Regions from separate parts of the Homo sapiens genome. Here region 2 is linked to region 1. Evidence: read pairs that join two places in POLR2A ChIA-PET (ENCODE). Cell type or tissue: PC-9. All regions are shown on one strand. Each heading gives the region's core, and the rest is flanking DNA. Links, peaks and the distances in the headings are about the cores only.

Evidence for each region. ChIA-PET counts read pairs that join two places held together with the same protein. Peaks named below come from ENCODE experiments on the same cell type or tissue, not always from the same donor. Only the 100,000 strongest peaks of a DNase experiment are listed, where the experiment ranks them.
Region 2: POLR2A ChIA-PET joins it to region 1 with 5 read pairs; 2 of 35 experiments call an interaction of 5 or more read pairs at or near these places.

Annotation. Positions count from the first base shown.
Region 1 is chr9:72,010,220-72,016,608 of GRCh38, forward strand. No RefSeq gene overlaps it. Among named protein-coding and RNA genes, the nearest start is that of C9orf57, 47 kb to the right of the region's middle. In PC-9, for the core only: no CTCF peak of the experiment used is centred there; a DNase peak (open chromatin) is centred at 2,752.
Region 2 is chr9:72,828,180-72,834,568 of GRCh38, forward strand. TMC1 (transmembrane channel like 1) reads left to right here. Exons shown (of 24, transcript NM_138691.3): 22 at 2,272-2,350; 23 at 2,452-2,503. Among named protein-coding and RNA genes, the nearest start is that of LINC01474, 43 kb to the right of the region's middle. In PC-9, for the core only: no CTCF peak of the experiment used is centred there; no DNase peak of the experiment used is centred there; H3K27ac peaks cover 550 bases.

The DNA.
Region 1 (6,389 bases), core at 828-4,827:
TTGCTTCTTCAGTGCCTGGCTATTCAAACCCCTAAGGGGAGCAGGCAGACACACAGGTTGTGGGGCTCCAACCCCACAGCAGTGTCTAGGGGTGAATGTTTACAGCTCCTGAGGCCCCAGAGGGCGTGTGTTACAGGGTGTTCTTTTAGTTTAGCTGTCTGTAGGTGGCTTGTGTTAGTCTGCTCGATTAGACCCCCTGCCTTATCGCAAGGACAGAGGGCTTTCTGTATCTGAGAGTTTCTTTCCTTGATGTACCAGAAAAACTGAATCACCTATGGGCTTGGAGAGTGAGTGCAAGGTTTTATTGAGTCGAAGTAGCTCTCAGCAGATGGGGATGCCAGAAGGGGATGGAGTGGGAAGGTGGTTTTGCCCTGGAGTCAGGCCGCTCAGCAGCCCAGGCTCTGCTCTGACCACCCTGGCCAAACTCCACATTGTTCCATAGGTCGATGGCCTGCCGGCTTGCCAGCATCTGTCCGTGTGCTCTTACACCGGTGTGTTCCTCTCGACGTCCAGCTGCTTGTGTGCATATCCGCTAGGATCCTGGGGGTTTTTATACCCGCAGGATGGCGGCATGGCAGGCCAGGGTGGTCTTGGGAAATGCAATATTTGGTCACAGAGGCAAGGGTGCCTGTCCTCATCTAGGTCCATGGGCACAGGCCTGGGGGTGGAGCCCTCACCAGGGACCTGCCTACTCCTCCCAGCACTTCCCTGCCCCCTTCCATATCAAATACACAATTTAATCTGGCTCAGTGAATCTGCATTTTAACATAAACAATGGGCAGAGGAAGCAATCAAATATGTGTTTGTCTCAGGTGAACCTCAGAGGGATGACTGAGTTCTTTCTGACCTTTCTCCACAAGGAATTTCCATGTGGGAAAATTGTGAGGGAGGTATGTAGCTTTTTATCTTTGTAGCTATCTTATTTAGTAATAAAATGGGAGGCAGGTTTGCCTGACATAGATCCCAGCTTGATTTTTCCTTTGGCTTAGTGATTTGGGGGTCCTGAGATTTATTTTCCTTTCACAATTCATACAGTAGAATATTAGACAGCAATGAAAACGTGTATACTACGGTTATTTGAAAACATGGATGAATCCGAAGGAACATGTTGAATGAAAGAAATCAGACACAAACTTATCTGCTGAATAATTATATTTACAAAATCTTCAGAAACAGGTACAACTAATCTGTTATCAGAAGGGGGGATAAGGCGAGGCATGGTGGCTCACGCCTGTAATCCCAGCACTTCGGGAGGCCAAGGCGGGTGGATCACCTGAGGTCAAGAGTTCAAGACCAGCCTGGCCAACATGGTGAAACCCCATTTCTACTAAAAATACAAAAATTAGCCGGTCGTGGTGGCATGCACCTGTAGTCCCAGCTACTCAGGAGGCTGGGGCAGGAGAATCACTTGAACCTGGAAAGCAGAAGTTGCAGTGAGCCAAGAACGTGCCACTGCACTCCAACCTGGGGGACAGAGCGAGACTCTGTCTCAAAAAAAAAGAAAAAAAGAAGTGAGGATAGTGATGATCTTTGGAGAAATAGGAAGGACATGGCAGGTACTTCTGGGATAATGCTTATGTTCTTGATCTCAGGTAGTTGTTATATAGGATGTTTATTTTGTGATAATCCATGAAGACATACACTTGTGATTTGTGCACTTTTCTATGTTATACTTAAATTGTATTAAAGAGAAGATGATTCACTTTCTTTCAAGGGTGTGTGAAAATAATTCAAATTTGTGAGTTTCCATCTCTAGAAGCGTGGGGTGCTCCACTGTCGTGTTTTATGCTTACCTCCTCCAGCAAGACTCACTCCCAAAATCTTCCAGTCAGGATTCGTGCACCAGTCCTTGTTGCCCCAAAATTTGAGGCAGGGGGAGATTCTGGTTTTCTAAACTGTTCTCTCGAAGTCCTCTTTGCTTAGGTTGGAGTGGAACAAGCACTTTTTTTTTTTGAGACAGAGTCTCACTCTGTCACCCAGGCTGGAGTGCAGTGGCGCAATCTCGGCTCACTGCAAACTCTGCCTTCCAGCTTCAAGCGATTCTCCTGCCTCAGCCTCCTGAGTAGCTGGGATTACAGGTGTGTGCCACCATGCCCAGCTAATTTTTGTGTTTTTAGTAGGGACTGGGTTTCACCATGTTGGCCAGGTTGGTCTTGAACTCCTGACCTCAAGTGATCCATCCACTTTGGCCACCCAAAGTGCTGGGCATGAGCCACTGTGCCCGGCCAACTTCTTGAATGTCTAGGACTTGTAGACTCAGAATGGATTGAAAGGAAGTAATAGTTGGGTTTATTGATATGGCAGAGGCCCCAACTGCCCCAGAAGAGATTCCATGATTTTGGGTGGCCCACTTCTTTGGTTTATCCTGTCTCTTCCAGGTAGGTAGGAAAGTGGGAATAGAAGAAGTTAGTATGACATTTGTCTCTCTTATGCTCGCACCTTTGTACACATAGCAGGCATTGGCAACTGGCCTCTGTGCTGATGGATCTGTGACCACGTGCTACAAGTGGTTAAATATTTTTATTGTTCACCTCCTTACCCCCAGCCCATCCCCAGTCTCAGTGAAGGCTTTGTTCTACTTTCTTTCTTTTGGCTACAAAGTTCAGTTTCGGGGTCAGGAATTTGTACTAGCTGGTGATGTGTTCTCAACCACGTGACATTTACTGAAAATTAGAGTCTGCCTACCTGTTGATGAATATTTTTATTTTGAAGTCCTGTTGGGGATTCTTATCTTTTGATACAGTGTCCCCAGGGGTTTCTTAAGGCCAAGCCAAGGAGATGACTCAGCCAGGGTTCTATAGCTCCTCTCTTAACTAGGAAGAACTTAGAAGCAGGTTTTAGAACTGAACTCTAGAAGTTATATCCATTTTTTGATCGACTTTTCTGAAAGTTGGTAGGCTAATACCACTCATTGTTTTATCTATGTTGTAAATAATTTAACAATTTGTTTCTTGGATTGTTATTTTTGTGAGTTTTTTTAAAAAGCAATGGGCATAGGAGAATCAGATAATGGGATGTACCATCTCCCTGAGATTTTGATCTGCTATTAATAGCACAGTGATTCTTAACTGAGGGTGGATCAGAACCACCTATGATGTTTGCTAAAAGTCCCAATACCTTATTCTTACAGCTTATAGCCTGGTCTTCCTGGCAGTGGGTTCTTGAGAAAGTGGGGTTGATATTTGACAACGGACTGAGGAGGACTTGTCTGCTTAACCCATTTCCTGTTTGCCCTGAGGAGACTGCACTGGCAGCAAGCTGAACTTTTTTTTTTTTTTCCTAAATGGGAAATGGGTTTATCTACTTCCTTGGTTTTTCATTAATCTTAAAGTAGAAACCAGATTCTTTACCAAGGTACTCAGGCCTGTGTGATCTGTGGCCTGTCCAACCCCTCCCTCATTTGATAGGCTCCTTCCCTTTACTTGTAGTGTTTTAGCCACACCAGCCTTTGCTGGCCTCAAAGCTCATTCCCATTTGAGGAACTGCATGAACAGTGAACTGTGCCTGGGTTGCTGTCCCCCAACTCTTTGGCTTCTTAATCTACAGGTTTCAACTCAAATATTCCTTTTTCAGAGAGATCATCCCTGACCACCTTATCTGAAGTGTCCTTCCCCAGAAACTACATTTTGGCATCTTGTTTTTTCTTTAGGGAATTTGTAAAATCATGTAATTTTCTTTAGGATCTCACTGACCTTCTCATGAACTAGGCTATAGGCTCCACAAGGGCAGGGAGTGAGTTTGTTTAGGTCCCCACTCCACCCTGAGTGCCTGGCATAGGGTCTGGCATATACTGGGCCCTTGGTAAATGTGAAATGGAAAGAATGGATGAACTCTCAAAGATGAGATGTGATCCTTTTGGAAACTGAATGGCAGGAACTGTGACAAATATATAATAAAGTAATAATGGTGTACATGGCAGGGAACCATTAACCTCAAGCCACTGGGAGAAATGGATCCCTAACCCAGGGTGTCTCATTAAACATGTCAAAGAGAACTCATAGGAGCTTACACCCATCGTTGTCTCATCTCACCAGAGCTGTTTTATATGCGATGATGTTGCTTTACTTTTCATTATCTTTGAAATAGAGTTAAGTGAATTGATCATGCTTTCCTGACTTAAAAAAAGAGAGGGAGGGCCGGGTGCGGTGGCTCACACCTGTAATCCCAGCACTTTGGGAGGCTGAGGCGGGCAGACCACGAGGTCAGGAGATTGAGACCATCCTGGCTAACATGGTGAAACCCCATCTCTATTAAAAATACAAAAAATTAGCCGTCCCAGCTACTCAGGAGGCAGAGACAGGAGAATCACTTGAACCTGGGAGGTGGAGGTGGCAGTGAGATGAGATTGCACCACTGCACCCCAGCCTGGCGACAGAGCGAGACTCCATCTCAAAAAAAGAGAGAGAGAATCCAATTTATTCACCTATTTTTAATTAGAAGTAGAAATTTCTGGGCCAGGCATGGTGGCTCATGCCTGTAATCCCAGCACTTTGGGAGGCTGAGGTGGGTGGATCACCTGAGGTCAAGAGTCTTTAGACCTGGAACCCAGGAATCAGTATTTTGGTAAATCTCCACAGGTCATTCCTATCAGCAGCCATGTAGGTGTTGGTGTACAAAGTTCTAGACTCAGTGCCAAACCCGCTGTATTCATTTGCTAAGGCTGCCATAACGAAGTACCATAACTGGGTGGTTTAAACAGCAGAAACATATCATCTCATAATTCTGGAGGCCAGAAGTGTAAGATGAAAGGTATTGTAGGGGTTGATTCCTTCTGAGGGCTGTGAGGGAAGGATCTGTTCCAAGCCTCTCTCCTTGGCTTGTGGATGGCTGCCTGTCTTTCCACTACATCTCTTCACCTCATCATCTGTCTGTGCCTGTGTGTCTCTGTGTCCAAATTTCCCCTTTTTATAAGCACACCAGTCATATTGGATGAGTCTCACCCTAATGACCTCATTTTAAGTTGATTATCTCGGTAAAGCCCCTAAACCTCTGATAAGGTCACAGTCTGAGGTACCGGGGGTAAGGACTCCAACATATGAATTTTGGGGGAACACGATTCAGCCCATAATAGCCACCAAATCAGACCTCCAGAGAAAAGGCCTGGGAAATTGTATATTTATCAAGCACTACCGAAGAGTCTAGAAAACATGGATCTAGGGCAGAAGAAGAAAACAAAAATGCTGGCAGGGGCCAGACAGGCAAAGAACTGGAGCTGATTGGCAGGAACTTCAGCCCCTGAAGGGCAGAAACTCCAGTCTAGCATGTGTTGTCATTCAAGAATGAGGGGCCCAGTGTCCTGGCCTTAGTGTTTTTGTTTTGTTTTGTTTTGTTTTGTTTTAAAGAAACTGAAAACTTGGATTTTAATTTAAAATTTTTCAATAAATAAAGTGCTCTTCAGGCCAAACAAAATAGATCAGTAAGCCTGATGCAGCCCGTATTTTACATATCTTAGGGTGAGAAAACCAGTGAGTTTTAATATCTCTCTCAAAATCCTTTGCTGGCCATGGCTCAGTGTGGGAAGAAGGGTACGGGGATTTGGGGGCTGGGGGGTGGTAGGTGTTGGGAGGGAAATGCAAGAAGAAAGAGAAAGGCCAATCTGACCCAGTTATTCTGAGCTGATTGCCTCAATTAATTAATCATTTCATTCATTAATTAAATCAGTTGTTCAACAATTGCCTTGGGAGGATTTTCTAGTTGTTAATAGCTGAGGTGTGCTTTAAGTTGTGAACCCAGAAAATCTGAGACAGATCTCCATTAATTTAGAAAGTTTATTTTGCCAAGGTTGAGGACGCACCCATGACACAGCCTCAGAAGATCCTGATGACATGTGCCCAAGGTGGTCATGGCACAGCTTAGTTTTATACATTTTAGGGAGACATGAGACATCAATCAATATATGCATCTTTCTCTGGATCAGAGGGGTGAAATAGAACCTGAGGCAGGTTGGTCCTGAGCAGTTCCCAGCTTGACTTTTCTCTTTAGCTTAGTGATTTGGGGGCCCCATGATTTCTTTTCCTTTCACAAAGTCCTGACGATGAGCTTTGAATTACTGCAGGACTGCTCTTCTCTTTGAGCTGTTGTTTCTCTACTCTTATTACCCTATCAATCTGAGGACCCCCAATATTTTTAGTCCACCAATTTGAATTTCTTTTTTGTTGTTGTTTCTGGAGCTGTAAAGAGTTCATTCGTAGGCCAGGCGTGATGGCTCACGCCTGTAATCCCAGCACTTTGGGAGGCCGAGGCGGGAGAATCACCTGAGGTCAGGAGTTTGAGACCAGCCTGGCCAACATGCTGAAACCCCGTCTCTACTAAAAATACAAAAATTAGCCGGGCATGGTAGCACACACCTGTAATCCCAGCTACTTGGGAGGCTGAGGCAGGAGAATTGC
Region 2 (6,389 bases), core at 1,021-5,020, 820 kb after region 1:
ACCATTATATATTACATAACCTTGATAATGGGGTGCTATTAAGAATCTGATAGTAAATCTCTGGCACAGATGCATTAGAAAATGACCTACTGAATGCAGCATGTTTCACCAGATGGCCTTTGAAACAATTTTCTTTCTCTACATGTCCATGATACAGTGGCTTCTGAGAGCATGTTAATCAGTATCCTGTGGCCTTTGAGAGTCAAGGCCCTTTAGTGGTATGAATGAGGTGTTGTTTAAAACACACACACACACACACACACAATGTAAATGTCAGATTTCGTTACCATATTCTTACTTGATTAGGAGACATGTTTATTTTTAAGTGAAGGAGTGGCATTGTTCAAATGCCTTAATCCAAAGATTTAGTAATCAGTCCTAAGAGGGTTTAAAAGGAATTCACACTGCCTTTGTTTCAGGTACTATTTACACACTGACTCATTTAATTCCCATAACAGCTTTGAGAAGCTGGCTTCATTAATCATACTATCAATAACACATTGAAATTCTGCCCCAAGTCAAGTGACTAAGTGGAACTGAAACTCATGTCTTCTCCTTATTTCCTACACTCACTTGCAGCACCAAACAGGGATCAGAATCAGTGGGAATTTCAGATGGGCTGAAAGCCACTTGTCCGAGGTGGTATAGACCCAGGGTCAGCACACTTTTCCTAATTCGAGGGCCAGAGGCAAATTAGGCCAAGAGGCAAAATTGAGGCTCTTAATTAAGTAATTACTAATAATAACCGTTTAAAAGACAGAAAAACCATTCTTAATTCATGGGCCATACAAAACAGTCTGGCAGTCATCTTCATCCTGCAGGACCTAGTTTGCTTTGATCTGGACAGCCTGGAGGAAAGCTGGCCCCATGCAAATGTCAAATAGATGTACTGAAAGGTTGATTGTGGCTCTGAGGTTCTGATTTAAAACCCAGATTTTAGCTTATTACTGAGTATATTTTTTCAAATTCTGAGATCTCATCTTCTATTTTTGGGGCCCATACAATTGGCTTAGCTTTTTATTACCTTTAATTAGAGAATTGTACTAGTATGTTGAATTTCCCCCAATGGATTATATTAAATCAACCTGGATGGCTTTCGGGTATCTAAGCAGAGTTCAGGTTAGTTCTCTGCAGGCAGTTTCATTCCTTTGGAGACTAGAAAAAGATTTGTGAGGAATACTTATTTAACGTGCATTACAAGGTAGAAAATCATGGTGGATAAATAGAGAATTCCAGAACTTGAAAGGACTTGTGAAATCTTTGAGTTCATCTTCCAAATCCAGGAACTTTTCTAAGAAAATCCTTATAATACACACCACACACAAACACACACACACACAAACATTTATTGAGCACCTATTTCATGCCAGATATTGCCCTGCATGCATTTATGTATGTAATTTTAGTAAAACTCCCATCACTCATGTAAGAGATAAACAAACTCAGCCAAACCGTATCAATAATTGTGTTGCTAGCACCAGATGGTTCATAAAGGATACTGTCTTTCATTTTGGGGAGTAGAGGAAATGTGTTCAATATCCAGTTATTTGCAGCAAAGAGTAATATAAGTTACCTTTTTTACTGCATTTCTTCTTTGTTTGTTTGTTCGTTTTGCCTTAAGTGAAGATAAGCATATTTATTTTTACAGAATTGTCTGGCTAGAATTTGCCCTTTCTAGAATGTAAATGTCATTTAAAATCCAATAATATTCCTTTATACAACGTTTTCTTTTTGAGGGAGAAAGAAATGCAAACAATACATTCTACGGAAAAAATTCCATGTTCATTATCTATGCCTATGAGGATTACATTCTTAGCTGCAAAGGCCAAAGGACGAAATTTAAGGCAGAAAGTCGTTTTCCTTTTTGTTCGGCATGTTCCCTAAGCTGCAGTAGGTTTTCCATTCTCTGGGATGCCATTGCCATCCATTTAAAATGCTACTTTCAATTATAATTTAAACTTATGTGAATACATTTCCAGGAAAAAGCTAATATTAGGCAGTGTGAAATAGCAGACAGAACAGGCTGTGGATCAGGAGCCTTGGGCCCCAACTTTCCAACTTCACCCCAGCTTCATCCCTATGTCATCCTGAATGTATCTCTTTACCTCTCTGGACCTCAGCTTTTATCTATAAGACAAGAGATTTAGAGTAGAAGATAGCTTAATGTTCATTCCCATGCTGATATTTCATAATTTACTTAATGTAAATTTAAGAAGTATCTTGGGGAACTGAAATATACCTTACACTGTATTTTTTTTCTTTTTAATTTAGTTTGGCCATCTATTATCTCAATGCTACTGCCAAGGGCCAGAAGGCAGCGAATCTGGATCTCAAAAAGAAGATGAAAATGGTATGATACAATTTATTTCATAGAAATATTATCTTTATTAATGTCAAGCAGTAGAAAACACTGAGAAATCTACTTTTTTCCCCTTATTTTTTATTGTGTAGCAAGCTTTGGAGAACAAAATGCGAAACAAGAAAATGGCAGCTGCACGAGCAGGTTGGAGATACGTTTATGTTTGTAATGTTTGTAATTTTTCTTTTTCTTTTTCTTTCTTTTTTTTTTTTTTTTGCTTTTTCTCCATTGGATGGTGAGTGGCATTATTGCTGTGAGCGAGTCATTCCACAATCCTTACCTTCCACCTTTTTAGCCCTTCTCAGGCATCACATCCAGGGTATTTGGTTGTTTTCTAGTGGGAGGAAAAAAAGAGAAATGAAAATGTGGGCATATAAACTTGGCAGTAGTGATTTTTAAAAGTGACCTTGAAAATGCGCAGAAAATGAAGAAATCCCCCATATAGTCGTCTACAAACAGCAGATACAAATGCAGATGCTCTCCTGCCCATGTTGACTATTTTCATACATGGAAGGATATGGCAAGAAGATCCCAAGAGGGTCCTCTGGGCTTTCCACCACTGATTGCCAGAAGCCCTTTCTAATCCATTAAACTTTCTTTTTTTAAAAACCTCTTTATTTTTTAAAGTATTAGAGTAAAGCCAACTTCTAGTTGCCAAAATTAATAATATGCTTTGAGTTCCCCACGGAAAGGTGATACCTAAGACCTTTAGTGAAAATCTTTTCCAACTTTGTCCTTACTCCTAACTTTAAAACTCTTTACATTAGTAGGACTGTTTCCCCACTGTAAGTAATAAAACACTCAAATTGGTTTAATTGAGAAAGAGTAATTTATTCGACCACACAAATGCAGGGAAATGGTATGTATGGCTTCAGGCCACTTTCTTTTTTCTATATATATATATATTTTTTAATTATACTTTAAGTTCTAGGGTACATGTGCACAACGTGCAGGTTAGTTACATATGTATACATGTGCCATGTTGGTGTGCTGCACCCATTAACTCATCATTTACATTAGGTATATGTCCTAATGCTAGCCCTCCCTGCTCCCCCCACCGCACGACAGGCCCCGGTATGTGATGTTCCCCTTCCTGTGTCCAAGTGTTCTCATTGTTCAATTTCCACCTATGAGTAAGAACATGCGGTGTTTGGTTTTTTGTCCTTGCGATAGTTTGCTGAGAATGATGGTTTCCAGCTTCATCTATGTCCCTACAAAGGACATGAACTCATCATTTTTTATGGCTGCATAGTATTCCATGGTGTATATGTGCCACATTTTCTTAATCCAGTCTATCATTGTTGGACATTTGGGTTGGTTCCAAGTCTTTGCTATTGTGAATAGTGCCGCAATAAACATACGTGTGCATGTGTCTTTATAGCAGCATGATTTATAATCCTTTGGGTATATACCCAAAGGATTTTTTTTCTTTTTTGAGACCTGGTCTGGCTCTGTGGCCCAGGCTGGAGGGCAGTGGTATGATCTCGGCTCACTGCAGCTCCAACTTCCCAGGCTGAAGTGATCCTTCCTCCTCAGCCTCCTGAGTAGTGGGGACAGCGCACACCACCATGCCTGGATAATTTTTAATTTTTTTTTTGAAGTGAGGTCTTGCTAAGTTGCCCAGGCTGCTCTCAAAGTCTTGGGCTCAGGTGATCTTCTCTTTTTGGCCTCCCAAAGTGTTGGGATTAAAAGCATGAACCACTGTGCCCAGCATTCAGGGCACTTTTTATCCTAAGTTTAGAACAGAGTCAGGTCTGAGCCCACCTCTCTGTGAATCTCTGAAGCTAAACTCCTTTCACATTGGCTGACCTTTATGGCAGCAGGAATGGATGCAGCAACTTCCAATGCCATGTCCTTAGACTGTAAAACTTCTTTCCTAGAAATTCCTCAACCTCTCCTCCTTTCAGATTGGCCCCATATGGGTCATGTATCCATCCTTGTGCCAGTCACTGTGTCTGAGTATGGTAAGTTACTGAAGTCAGTCAGGACCCATCCTTGAAGCTGGGATTGGTCTGTTTTCCTGACACATGTGAAATGCACTGGGGAGGTCACACCTACCTAAGAGAAGGAGAAAAGGATGCTGGGTGTCCCCAAACAACAAATGTTCAAGACTTGGTTTTGTTGCCTTCTTTATGCTTAGCCTTTTTTCTTTTCCCTCTCTCTATCTAGCATGCATAAATGTAAAGTTGAATGCTGGGTGCTGAATTAGATGATTACAGTGATGTACAGTTATCAGACTAGTTTTTAATGAAATTTTTAATTTTTTAAATCAATACTACATGTGTGCATAATTTAGAGTTCCATTTAGAATTTCATAATTCTATAAGGCTTATCATGAAAAACAGCATCTTCTTCTGCCTCCTACACCAGTTTTGCTCTCTTCTCCTCCCCTGCACTCAAATACCCTAAGACAAACACTTTCAATTTGTTAGTTGATTTTTAGATATTTATCTCCAAATTACCTAATTTTGTTGTAATTTCTTGACTTTTTAGTTTTAAGTATTATCTCTTAAAATTATTAACTACAATGGATATAATAATTTTAATAGATAATATTTAAACGATTTTTATACTCTTGCCCCAGTCTTTCTATGCATTCTACCTATGTAGTTATATTATTATTTTGGTTAGGCCAGTATACATTATTATGGACACACAGTCTTCACAGCTAAGCCAAGTAGTAAACTATGATACTTGTGCATACTTTAAAATTTTCTCAGGATTCATAATTCATAATTTCTCTTTTTAAACATTTTCTTATTTTTATATATGTTTCAGTGATGCATTTAATTTCCAAATCTCTGCTATTTATTGAGTTATACTCTCAATATATTCAGACATATTGGGTTATCTGTCCATTTCATTTCCTTAGAGAAATCTTTCCCAGAATCTTCTGCACTTCTCCAATTTCAACTAGTGTGTGTCTGGGATACAGCTGTCATCCTTTCATTTTTCTTCACTGTCATTCAACAGGATCTCTGTCACTTTATCCTGTTTTGGATACTGTGTTTTCCATTTTCCCCAACTTCCTCTCTTTTGGTCTGCTCACATTTTGCCAGTAAGAAAGGGTATGTGAGAGGCAAATTTTCTGAGACCATGCCTATCTGAAATTGTTCTTCTCTTACTCTCCCTTTTGACTGATAGTTTGGGGGTCAAAAATACTCATCTAATTATATTAGAAATAATATCCCTTCAAAATAGTATTTTTTCAGAGGTTTCCCATGCCTTTTAGATTCCACAATTGCTCTTGAGTAGTTTAAAGCCATTGTGATTCTTAGTCTTTCTTGAGCAACTTGTATTTTTGATTATCTGTTTGGTTTTCCAATCTGGAAAGTTCTAGGGTCTCCTTATCTGCATGTTCAGAATTTCATGATGGTGTATCTTGCATGGATCTATTTTTATTCCTTGTGTACTCATCAATGGACTTTTGCTCTTTGGTTGAAGGGAATTTTCTTGAATTGTTTACAAATTCTTTCCATCCATTTTCTGTTTTTTTTTTTTTCATGTAGAATTTCTAATTTATTTTTCATCCTTAAATTCCCTTTGTCTCTTTGCTTTACCTATGAACATTTCCTTATCTTTAAATTTTAACATTTCTCTTGGCCTTTTCACTTTTGCTATCATAATTTTAGTTTCTGCAAGCTGTTTTGTTCTTTAATTCTTCTTTTTTAAACAGCATGCTGTTTTTGTTTAATGGCTGCAATGGCTTGTTTTGTCTTTATGAGAATATTAATAACTCTTTTTGATGTTTCTTTGCCTTTGATAGTCTGTTTTCTCTAAGCTGTTTTGTTCTTCTTTCTCCCCTGCTTGGTAATTCCCCTGCTTTGTGACCCTCAGCTCATATTTCAGGGTAGGATGCAAAGGTGGGTTTCGAAGCTTTAAGCACATGGATGGGGCTTGTGGGCAGATCCTCATTGGGGGACTCTGCCTGGGCTGCCGCTGAACCCCCATGTCAGTATTTTTAGGCTTCTCCTCTTAAGCTGATCAGATTCCTCAGAAAAATTACTTCCGAACTCCTGCCCAGAGAGTA